Linked DNA regions of Homo sapiens: region 1 is linked to region 2. The links are chromatin contacts, found by Hi-C or POLR2A ChIA-PET in ENCODE. All regions are on one chromosome and are shown on one strand. The core of a region is the stretch at or near the end of the contact, and the rest is flanking DNA. Distances in the headings are between cores, read along the strand shown. Region 1 holds the start of ZNF710 (zinc finger protein 710). Region 2 holds the start of MFGE8 (milk fat globule EGF and factor V/VIII domain containing).

What was found. Hi-C counts contacts between places; a loop is a spot of excess contacts on that map. ChIA-PET counts read pairs that join two places held with the same protein, here RNA polymerase II (POLR2A). Pooled maps may share reads with other maps.
Region 1: a map of gastrocnemius medialis shows a loop between it and region 2 (5-fold over the local background). The contact joins the promoter of ZNF710 here to the promoter of MFGE8 in region 2. A Hi-C loop is called at or near these places in 1 of 168 maps with a recorded cell type or tissue (gastrocnemius medialis) and 1 of 50 pooled maps. POLR2A ChIA-PET finds 5 or more read pairs at or near these places in 1 of 52 experiments (H1).

What each region holds. Positions count from the first base shown.
Region 1 is chr15:89,997,110-90,002,962 of GRCh38, reverse strand. It overlaps ZNF710 (zinc finger protein 710), which reads right to left and starts at 1,639. Exons shown (of 5, transcript NM_198526.4): 1 at 1,349-1,639. RefSeq lists enhancers at 1-57, 58-826 and silencers at 526-1,025, 1,441-1,609, 2,018-2,187.
Region 2 is chr15:88,908,664-88,914,784 of GRCh38, reverse strand. MFGE8 (milk fat globule EGF and factor V/VIII domain containing) reads left to right here and starts at 1,406. Exons shown (of 8, transcript NM_005928.4): 1 at 1,406-1,538; 2 at 4,862-4,993. The coding sequence starts at 1,466. RefSeq lists an enhancer at 1,665-2,196.

The sequences.
Region 1 (5,853 bases), core at 390-2,889, 1.1 Mb before region 2:
GACGGAGGCTGCAGTGAGCCGAGATCGCGCCACTGCACTCCAGCCTGGGCGACAGAGCAAGACTCCATATCAAGAAAAAAGAAAAGGCACCCCGGATACTGCTACGCCTTGCCCTAACCGTCTCGCAAATCCTAGAGATACATGAATGACCCTTTCAGGTTGGTTAAAATCCACACAAGCACCTCCCTGGCCTCTTAAATCTTTCCAAACTACAGCTTAGACTGGAGGGAAGCAGTTGCAGCGCCCATAAAAGTCATCTTAAAAGGCAAGTTGGAAAAAAACCCGATACGCACTAGTTAGCAAGTCCGCGGTGAAGGGGGCGGTGGCCCAAGGGCCGGATCTGCGGGATCTGTGCGCCTAGGGTGGGGAGGCTGGGGCTGCCCCGTCGGTCCCCGAGCCCGCGCGCCCACCTGGTAGCCTGAGGGCCCCGATCTGACGCTGGTGCTCACGCCCCACAGCTCCATCCAATTAGGAAAATGACCGCGAGAAGACGGAGAGAGGGCGACGAGGAGGAAGGGGGGCTGAGCCGCGGGAGGCTCAAGACGGGCCGTAGGGACCCCGCCCGCCACCCCCACCCCCACGCCCCCAGACAGCGAGCGCCGGTCCTGGGTCCCCGGCCCGCGGCGCCCCGACGCTGTCCCGGCGGAGATCCCGCGGCGCCCAGCGTGCGGCGGCCAGTGGCCCTCGGGGACGCCCCCAGCCCCGCCAGCGGCGCGCTCAGCTCTCCCCCACCCCCGGCCGGCTGGGACGCGCAACAACCCCACCCGCTCCGAGAATAAAGTTTGTGGGCAGCCGTAGGGGCGGGGCGGCGAGGGGGTGAAACTTTGAGTCCCGGGCCGGGTGTGGGGGGAGCGCACCCAGCACCGGGACACCCACGTGCGGGCCCGAGAGCCTCCGCCACCGTCGCCTCCCGGGCCTCCCGCGCCGCCGCCGCCGCCGCCGCGACGCTTTCCTTTCATTTTTGCCTCTCTCTCTCTCTCTCTCTCTCTCTCTCTCATTCGCGCGCTCTCCTCCCTCTCGCCCTCTTTCGCTCGCTCCCTCCCTCTCCCTTCCCCCTCCCCCTCCTCTCCCTCCCCCCCACCCCAGACGCCATCTCTCCCTCTTTCCCCGGCTCTCCCTCTCTCCCTCCAGCTCTCCGGCATGAGGGAATGTGGAAGTGAAAGGAAAAGACGACATGTTTGCAGCGCGGCGCGGGCCTGCGCGCGGCCGTCCCCAGGGAGAGGCGGGGGGCGGGTCGGCCGCGGCCGCAGCGACCCACCCCCGCGCCCCCCGCGCCCCCGCCGGCCGGCAGCGCGGGGCTGCGGGGCTGGGGCTGGGGCTGGGGCGGGGGGCCGCGCGGGACACTCACCCTGGGTCCGGGCGCGGCTCCTGCGCTGGGGCCCTCGGCGGGCCGGGCCGGGCCGGGCCGGGGGCTCCTGGCTGCCCACCGCCCGGGCTGCTGCTGTGCGCCCGCCGCCCGCCTCCACGCGCGCCCGCCGCCTGCTCCTGCCGCCCTCCCTCCGGCTCCTCTCTTTCTCTCTCTCCCCCCTCCTCTCGCTCGCTCTCTCGCTCGCGCTCTCTCCCTCCCTGGAAGAAGGGAATGAGGCAGGGCTGACGTGAAGGGATGCAAAACAGCTCCTCCTAAGCCAGCTCGCAGAGGAAGAGAGAGACAGAAAAGCAGCCCTTTTATCTCTCTTTTGTTTTCTCACTTCCTTCCACCCCCAACACCTCCCTCTTGTCAGCCCAAGTTTTCTTTTCTCTTTCTACCGCAGAGGATTTTTCTTCCTTTCTTTCTCTTTCTTTCGGTTCAACTCTCCCACTCGAATTGAAAGCCTGAAGGGTTTTCTTTCTCCTGTTTTTTTCTTCCCTCTTTTCTTCCTTCTTCCTCCTTTCTTATTTCTCTAAAAGGGTTTTGTTTGCTGTGGGAGTTTCGTTTGAAAATCAAGTCACGCCTTTTTTCCTTCTTTTCTTTCTTTCTCTCTCTCTCTTTTTTTTTTCTCCTCTCAGCAGAAAAGGGGAACAAAGATTAACTGAAGCGGGGAAGAGGCAGACCTCGCTTGGAAATGGGGGGCCCGGCCCTGTCCGGTACAAAGGGGGCCCGGGGGCCCTGCGCCCCGCCCCCCCCAAGGGAAGCCAGGGGCGTCCTCTGGAGAGGAGAGCCGGTGCGGGTGTTGGGGCACGGGTGCGGCTCCTGGGTGCCGGTTCCTTCCCAAGTGCGAGCGAGGGCCGCCGAGCCCGCCCCTCCCCAGCCAGAGGTGGCAAGCTGGGTGTGTGTGCTTCACTTATGTATTTTTAAAGTAGGCAGATGGGCCTGGAACAAACATCCCCGCAGAGCACTGAACAGCAAAAGCCTTTAAACAGCTGTTAGCAGAGCCCTGGACGGCCTGACTCGAGGGAGCGGCGCGGGCTCCGAGCGCCAGGGCCCGGGTGGAGAAGGGGCTCAGGGCAGCTGCTGGGATCGGCGGGCTGGCGGGGTCCCCGAGCCCAGGGCCTGGGCCTCGGCCCCGGGGCGCACTGCTGGGGGGCGCCGAGGCGTGGTCGCTGGCAGCGCGGCCGTCAGGTCCCTCTCGGCTCCCTGAGGGGCCGCGGGGTTTGGCACAGCCTCGCCGCCCTCCAGCTCCGGCGCAGGCCGGACACCAGGCCTCCAACCTCCAGAACACCCGCCACTCCGAGCCGTTTCTCGACTGCAACGCAGGGCGGGTCCGGAGCCCTCGGACAGAGCCGGGCAGTGCCGCCAGGAAGGGTCAATTATTCATGGGGCGCCCGGGCGTGCTCCCAAGACCTGCTCTGTCCTCGGGTTCTCCGGAGGAGTGGGGAGAAGACGGGGGAAAGTTCCCAAAGCAAAGTTGGTCACATTTGTCATTTTCCCAAGTAAGTATTGAGCACCTGCTGGATGCCGGGCCCTCGGACTGGGGCTGCAGCCAGGGGGAGAAACGTGAGGTCTCGGTGGGCCCCGAGAGCAAACTCAGGGAACAATGCAAGGGAAGCTGCGGCTCAGGACCAGGTCACCGGGAGGAAGGAAAGCCTGGATCCTCTCCCCTCCCTCTTCCCTTCCTTCCCTTCCCTTCCTTCCTCCCGGCTGCATCTCCTTGGCTCCACCCCTTCTCCTCATCAATTCCTCCCACACTTCCCTGCTCTCCCTGGCTTTTCACTGAAGGGTCCCTTCTCCCAGGGAGGAGCAGATGCTGAGCCCCATTGTCTCTCCCCCAGTGACTGCAGCCTCCCGGGGACACGACCTGCCACTCCTCACCCCTCCCCCCAGCCCTGAGCCCTGGGCCTTTAGAAACGAGAGCCCCAAGGCCACGGCCCCTCGCCCCACCCTAAACCAGCTCCTGGTGCTCTGAGCTATGACTCCAGTCACTCAGAACACATTTGTCTCTGACGAGGAGTGAGGAAACAGTAGCCTGAGAGTTTGGTTCAACAAGAAGGACACCATGGTCTTTTAACATCAGCACCCTGAGCCCCCAATGACCCCAGGGCCTTTGCCCAGGTCTGCAGGAAACCACATTTCCGTCATCACTTGCAGCCTCCCACTTAGTACACCCAAGCTGCATCCTCCAAAAAAGCAGAATGCAGCTCTTAGAGCCAAGCATGCACTTAACAAATGCCTACTGAGTACCTACCCCGTGCCGGCGAAGGTGCTGGCTGCTGAGGACCGAATCATCAGCAAGACGCAGTCCTTGCTTTGGCCTTTGGCTTTGCAGGCGAAGGAGCAAGAAAAGAAGACAGCAACCTCAGTGCCATGCGATACAGGCAAGAGTGAACCAAGAAAGCTCCTAAGAGGGTGCTTGGACTAAGGTGGTCAGGTGTGGCTTCCTGGAGGAGGTCGTGTCTAGATTAGGCTGTGCTAGCCAAATGCATGGGAGAGAACAGTCTGTCCAAAGGCCCCAGGGCAAGACGGCACATTATTACAGGTTCTTAGAACTGTCAAGAGTTGAAGTGTTTACTGCAGCTTAGAATACAAGTGGGTGGGGGGAGAGTGAGGATAGAGCACAAGTGGGAAAAAGGGGAGGGTGTCAGGGAAATATTCAGATTTTAGCCCCTCCCACTTGCTAACTTCATGAATGTAAATGAATAACATAACTTCAGTGAATAACTTCGACTTAATTTCGGGACATATAAAATGCAGGTAAGAAGACCTGTGGATTGCAGAGACAGTGTCTTAGTTTAAGGGCCCAGGCTTACCTGCTGCATATTCCTGGGCAAGTCAACCTCTCTAACTTTTCTGTAAAATAGGGATAAAAATACCTGCTTCACAGTTTGTTGTGAGGCTCAAACCCCACACCTAGCATGGTGTCCGGTACATAAGCACCAATCCCCGGTAGCTTTTATTTACTATTACTACAAATCAGGGAGTGACTGGGTAGTGCCCCGATGACCTGGAAATAAGATTACGTTCAGGGTTGAAACCAGAGTGACTCACCACACCAGAAACATGATGAGCTGACTGAGGGGGAAGCATTCCTTCAAAGATGACCAGTGTCCCACTGGGAGGCTGGGATTGGTGAACACCACATCCGATCAAGATGGCCAGGTGGCTTCTCAGGAACATGACCAGAGCTTGATGACTGGTTATCAAGGCCCAGCCTGATCAGCAGAGTTGTAGCCTGCCTGAGGAACAAATAGGAATCAGGAGAGGATGGGCCTCATGAAATCCAGGAAGGCCCCTGGGAGCAGGCACCTGGCTATGTTTGCTCAGGAGAGAGACGTAATCACAGAAGTTTGCACTGGAGGAGCAGGGGAGGGATAGGGGGTGATTATTGACTTCTCCACAACGTGATTTAAAGCTCCCAAAACCTCTTAGTCCTTTGGTTGGATTATTGGTTCTCCAAGTGACCTGCACATGAACTTGGCACCAGCCAAATGCCCTCAAGGATCCAGGCAGATACCACAGCTCCAGTTCCTGCTTTGTAAACATTTTACACTTCTATTATTTCTTTCGTGAGTGGGAGTCTCGCTCTGTCACCCATGCTGGAGTGCAGTGGCACGATCTTGGCTCACTGCAACCTCCGCCTCCTGGGTTCAAGCGATTCTCTTGCCTCAGCCTCTCGAGTAGCTGGGATTACAGGTATGTGCCACCACACCCAGCTAATTTTTTTTTTATTTTTAGTAGAGACAGGGTTTTGCCCTGTTGACCAGGCTGGTCTCAAACTCCTGACCTCAGGGGATCTGCCTGCCTCGGCCTCCCAAAGTGCTAGGATTACAGGCATGAGCCACTGCGCCCAGCCCTCTGTTATTTCTTTACAACACAAGTTCATTGTGAAAGAATTCGAAAACGAACCCTATCTAGAGACATATTTCGGTGTATATCCTTGGACATTTTATATCCTAGTGGCTACATGTAAGTGCACACCATAATAAAACTGTACAAAGTCAATATCATTAAGCAAATGATGACTCTATGTATAAGCATGTTATTTTTACAAAATTAACAAAAATGGCATAACACTACACCTACTGAATTGCAGCTACTTTCACCCGGTATATGTCACAAATTATCTTCTGGTCTGTAAACATCCACATTCTTCTTTGGATACAGGGTCTTGCTCTGTCAGCCAGGTTGGATTACAGTGGCATGATCATAGCTCACTGCAGCCTCGAACTTCTGGGCTCAAGCCATCCTCCCACCTCAACCTCCCGAGTAACTAGGGTTACATTTGTGTGCCACCATGCTCGGCTGTATTTTTTCTTTTTGTTTTTTGGTACAGACTGGGTCTTGCTATGTTGCCCAGGCTGGTCTCGAACTCCTAGGTTCAAGCAATCCTCCTGCCTCAGCCTCTCAAAGTGTGGGGATTACTGGCATAAGCCACCTCACCCAGCCCACATTGTCATTCTTAGTGAATGATATTATTCCATGGTATGTGTGTATCTTAA
Region 2 (6,121 bases), core at 157-2,656:
CTTCCCACCTCAGCCTCCTGAGTAGCTGGGACTACAGGCATGCGCCTGGAATATTTTTGTATTTCTTTTTTTGTAGAAACAGGGTTTTGCCATGTTGCCCAGGAAGGTCTCGAACTCTTGAGCTTAAGTGATATGCCTACCTCGGCCTCCCCAAGAGCTGGCATTACAGGCTTGAGTCACCACTCCCAGCCTGAAGCATTATTATTATTATTATTATTATTATTATTATTATTATTATTAGAGACAGAGTCTCACTGTGTCACCCAGGCTGGAGTGCAGTGGCATGATCTCGGCTCACTGGGACCTCTGCCGCCTGGGTTCAAGCGATTCTCCTGCCTCAGCCTCCCGAGTAGCTGGGATTACAGGCACCTGCCACTGCGCCCGGCTAATTTTTGTATTTTTAGTAGAGACGGGGTTTCACCATCTTGGCCAGGCTGGTCTTGAACTCCGACCTCAGGTGTTCCACGTGCCTCGGCCTCCCAAAGTGCTGGGATTACAGGTGTGAGCCACCGCACCCAGCCAAAACACTATTATTAAAATCACTTATTTGTAAACAGGTAATATTTGCACATGATAAGTACAAATCATTTAGTAAAAAGTCAACGGTGACAGGCTTGCTTTGTTTTATTCCCTTTCGGCAAACAGGTGCCCATTTCCTCGCATTTTGTCTATGGTGCCTTTCTTGCAACAAAGGCAGAGATGAATAGCTGCTACAGAGACTCAGGGCCTACATATCAGAGAACATTTTCTATTAGGCCCTTTACAGAAACCTTCGCTGATTTTTTTTTTTTAGTATTTTACCATTTCAGACAATGTTGCTATGCTATCTTTGTATATCTGTCATTTTGCACATGGGAGTTTCTGTAGAATGAATCTCTCTATGTGGAAATGCTAGGTCTTAAGGTGTCAGCATTTGTCGTTTTGATAGGTGTTACCAAATAGCCCTCTAGGGAAGTTGAACTAATTTATACTGTCTTCAGCGAAGCATGCTTGGACCTGTTCCCCACAGCCTCCACTAACCTTGTTAACATCTTGATACTTGCCGATCCGAGAAGGGAAACACGATGCTCATTGTAGTTTTAATTTGCATCTATCTGATTATGAATAAAGAGTTAGCATCTTTTCAAGTCTAAAAATCTTAAAAACAAAACTCCTGAACTTTTCCCGCCCAACAGACTCAAGACTCGTGACCCGGCCGTTGGCACGACGCGGGACGCCGGTGTGGCAGTGGCGGAAGAGGCAGATATCGCGGACCACCCCCGCGCCCCCCAATTCCTTTCAACCAATTCCCTCCCAGCCGCGGAGCCCCGCCCCCAGTCCGCCTCTGGCCAGCTTGGGCGGAGCGCACGGCCAGTGGGAGGTGCTGAGCCGCCTGATTTATTCCGGTCCCAGAGGAGAAGGCGCCAGAACCCCGCGGGGTCTGAGCAGCCCAGCGTGCCCATTCCAGCGCCCGCGTCCCCGCAGCATGCCGCGCCCCCGCCTGCTGGCCGCGCTGTGCGGCGCGCTGCTCTGCGCCCCCAGCCTCCTCGTCGCCCTGGGTGAGTGGATCGCGCCGCCCTCTGCCCCTCGCCCCTCCTCCCCGCGCCGCTCGGAAGTTTGCCCGGCGCCCGCCCTCCACCTCCACTGTTGACAAACTTAGACAAAGCCCCGGGGACCGGGCTGGGCAGAGGGGCGGCTTCTTCCGCTGCGCCCTGGCGGGACAGGGGGATGCGGCCCTGCTGTCTCTGCGCTGGGGCTTTTGGGCTGGGACTCGGGACATCGGGTGACAGCCCTGCCGCCCCCAGGGATGCGGCTTACAGATAATGACAAAGGAATCCGCTGTGTCGGGCCTCTCTTTTCCCTGGTGAAAAATGAGGCCAGGGAACTGCGTTTGACTTTCGAACCCCTTCCACCTGGGAGATTCTAGGACTCTAGTATGGATAAGTCTTGTCTGGATAACTTTGTCCTGGCCATCTCCCTGCCAACTCCAGTTGGCTGGACAGTTCATTGGATTTTTGCGCTCCCAATTGTCCGTGCCTGGTCACATAAGGGAAGGGCCGGGGAGTCGGTGCAATGGACGCAGGCCGTAAGTGGGGCCCGGGAGGGGACCCAGAGGCTTCGAGGAGCTTGGAAGAGGGCTGCCTGCTGATGGGAGTCTCCTGACTCCCTCCCTCCCGCGGCCTTGGCCGGCTGCTGTATCTTCCCCGGTCCTCCTCCGCCTCCCAGGAGGCCTCCGGAGGCCAGCTGGGCCCCTTGCAGGCTGGACTTGCGGATGCCCCGTGCCATTCACCGTGGAGCGCTGGGAGGGAGTCAGGGCCAGGACTCTTTAGGTGGCCCCTCCATCATTTTCTCATAGAAATGGGATTGACTGAAGCAAGGTAGGTAACAGCTGAGCCCCAGCCCTATGTCCTGTGATCTGCCTGACCCTCGGGGCTAGAGCTTCCAGAGTGCTCCAAGCTCCCAGGAACTTGGGAGCTCCTGGCCCTCCCCGGCCACCATGAAAGACAGCTGGATCTTCTTAGCCCCTTTCTACTCTTCCCTGTACCCCCCAACCTGAACTCTGGCCAAATGTTACTGGAAAGTCCCCGAAAGAGCAGGACTCTGAAGTCCCAAAGATGTTTTTATACAGGGTGATGTGGCCTTTTCCAGAAGGAGGAAACACCATACCTATCTTACACACAGGTAACGTGGCTGGGTAGAGTACACCTTTCCCTTTCCCTTTTTCCCACTGGACCGTTTTGCCCTGGAGCAGTGTAGGGAGAGGGCCGGTGCAGTTGGGAGGGAAGAGTCCATTCCCAACCCAAGCCTCTGTCTGTGTCAATGCTCGCCCCCGCCTGCCAGGTCAGAGGAAGGATTACCTGCTATTTAAAGCCAATGACTAATAGCTCCTTGGGAGCCACTTTAAGCTCCTGAGGCCCCTGGAGGGGGAGCTCTGAGGGCAGATCGCTCATTAATGGTGTTGTTGCCTTCCCTGGAGTGGGATGAAGGGGCTTTGAGATTTCAGGAGGACTCTCCAGCCTTAGATGGGTGACTCTGAGGGGGAGGCAAAAAGGTTTTTTTTTTTTTCTTTTTTCTTTTTGAGATGGAATCTTGCTGTGTCGCCCAGGCTGGAGTGCAGTGGCGCGGTCTTGGCTCACTACAAGCTTCGCCCGCTGGGTTCATGCCATTCTCTTTCCTCAGCCTCCCAAGTAGCTGGGACTACAGGCACCTGCCACCACGCCCGGCCCGGCTAATTTTTTGTATTTTTAGTAGAGACGGGGTTTCACCGTGTTAGCCAGGATGATCTGGATCTCCTGACCTCATGATCCTCCCACCTCGGCCTCCCAAAGTGCTGGGATTACAGGTGTGAGCCACCATGCCCGGCCAAGGCAAAAAGATGTCTCATGTCTTGCTCCAAATGACAGATTTGGGTGTAGGGTCTGGGGCAGCCCTTCTGGGATGCTAATGTCGGCTAGAGGACTCCTGTTGGGCCCGGCCGACCCACCAGAGTCAAGGGATTGAGGACAGGCCCTCCTGTTCCTTCTCCTGTGTTCTCCACCACCGGGGCTGATAGTGTACATCTGTCATCCAGGTTCCCATCCAGAAGCCCTGGTGGCCTCTCCAGCCCTTGCCCCCTGGTGGTTCTGAAATCACCCTTCCTTTTCACTCCTCTGCCCTGACTTCCTCTCTCACCATGCTCTCCTGCTCTCCACCTTCACCCTCTTCAGTGGGATTTCTGCATTTCAGCCAGAGGGACCTGTCTGCAGCTACCAGATGCTCCCCACCCTGGGAGAGCTCAGCGGCATGTCTGCACATGGGCCTTTTCAGCCTTCTTCATCCCGCAATTGGAACTGACTTTCCCACTCCCATCTCACACTTGAGAATCTCTGTTTCTTGTTTCTTGTTTTTTATTTTATTTTTATTTTTTCTCCCCCCTGGTGGACAATGGTGAGGAGGGTGAAGGAAGGTTAAAAGCCACTGCTCTACGGGATGAAAAACTAAACTTGTCATTCTTCAGATCCCTCCCAGTCTGGCCCCAGCCTACCCTTCCAGCTGCATCTAACTGTGCTCCAACATACCACACCCTCTGTGCATCTGCTTTTCTTGGAACATTCTTTACTCATTGCCCAGTCTGGCACCCCCCTTACTTTGTCTTCTAGACCCAGCTCAAATATTCCCTCCTCTGGGGAACTTCTAATTCCCCAGCAGAAATCATGCCTCCAGTGACGGTCCATGCAGGCTTCTGGAGCGTTGGGCAATCTTCCTCATCTGTGGACTTGCTGGCCTCTTTCCCCTTGGCTTCTTGAGGCCTGCGCTGCATCTGATTTCTCTGTCTCGGGGGCCTAGCATGGTCATTGGCCCTCCCAGTGTTTCCTGGATGATCATCGTGCTGTTCCTGAGTCAGGGCTGCCATTGGAGGTGACATCTGTGACTGCAACCTGTGCCTGAATTGGTGGGCGGAACCTGCTCAATGGGCCAGAACAATGCTTCCTTCCACTGCCCCTGCCTGAAAGTCCTCATGGGCCTCCTTTGCAATCAAACTGCTGCCAAGAGACCTGCCCTGGACCTTGCCTGCCTCTCCAGACCCCAGCTGCCAGCTCTTCCACCAGTGGGCAGTGGTCCCCAGCACCACTGCCATTGTCAGCCAGCACTTTTCTGGACACTCCCAGGCCACTTGGAAAGCTGGGCGCTTCCCTTATGTGGGCCGATTCGCCTACACATGGACTTCCTTGGCTCTAGGCGGACTCAGGCTCCATCCAGCACACGGGGGAAGAGGGAGAGGAAGAGATAATGGGCGAGTTTGAGTGGAGGGTCCTTTTGGGCTGGACCCATCTGCTACTTCTCACCTGTGTCCCCAGCTCCTTCCTGATCATCTGCTCATCTTACCTGTCTCTGTCCCCAGATATCTGTTCCAAAAACCCCTGCCACAACGGTGGTTTATGCGAGGAGATTTCCCAAGAAGTGCGAGGAGATGTCTTCCCCTCGTACACCTGCACGTGCCTTAAGGGCTACGCGGGCAACCACTGTGAGACGAGTGAGTATGTGGGGGTGCTTGTTGCCTGTTTCTAGCAGTAGACCCTGAGCCACAGCCCTGGTGGCATAGGCCATATGCTGGCCTTATTCTCTGCCTGTGATCCCCACCCCAGTGGAGGTGTCAAGGCCTCCTCTGGGGAGACTCAGAGAGAGAGACAGAGCCTCAGTTAGACCGAGGGGGGAAAAGGGTCCTGTTGTTTCTTCCTTCTTTCTGCCTGGCCCTCTTTCCTGAGACTGCCGGCCAGGCCTGATGCTGATGCAGAGGAGTGAGGGGTTGTGGTCACCCTGGAGGTCACGGGAGTGCTGTTTCTTGAGTCACCATGAGCCAGACACACAGCATTAGGGTTAAGTTGCAAGGATTTTTCTACCTAAGAGGGGAAAACAAACACATTCTTGGTCTTTTGAGGCCCAGGAACTCAGTAAATCAGCCTTGGTTTCAGAGTCTGACAGTTCCTGGCCCAAGTTTGACCTGCAGCCTCATCGCAGAGCTCGGGGAGAAGGGAGAGGCCTGGGCCAGCTGAACCATCCCCACGCGGTCAGGTGGTCAGAGGCCTTGCATGCCCAGAGGGGCTGTCCGCGTGTGACCTGCCTGGTTATCCACTCGGCCACAGAATGGCCCTAGGTGGGGTGGCAACAGCAGTTCCCCTGCTGTCCTCCCTCCAGGCCCAGCTGGAGTCCCTCCCACTTAGTGCTCCCACCCCACTAGGACTCCTCATGGGGCAGGCGGGTTGCCCACATGTGGGCCCAGGGATGGGTGGAGCGGGGGGTCCTAGGTTTCTGAATCCAGCAGGTCAATCGCTGAGCATCTTGGGTAGGGGACAGGGGACATCTTGCCCTCCTCAGGGAGATGTGGGGATGGGTTCTGAGGTTTGCTGGCCTCCAGAAGGAGGGGGCGGGGGGCTTGAGCCAGCTGGGTGGCAGCAGGGGCCCTGGGAGAGAGCAGGTCAAGTGAGTAGGATGCCTTTTACCTCCCAAGTGGCCCTGGGGCCTGTGCCTTGGACCCTGCCCTGAGGCCAGATGTGTTTGAGATCCTGGTGGAAGGGTGTGTGTATGGTTTGGCGGACGGGTTGCTAAGGCAATCAGAGCCCTGGGTAGGGCCAGGTGGAGCCACTAACAAGTATCCTGGGAG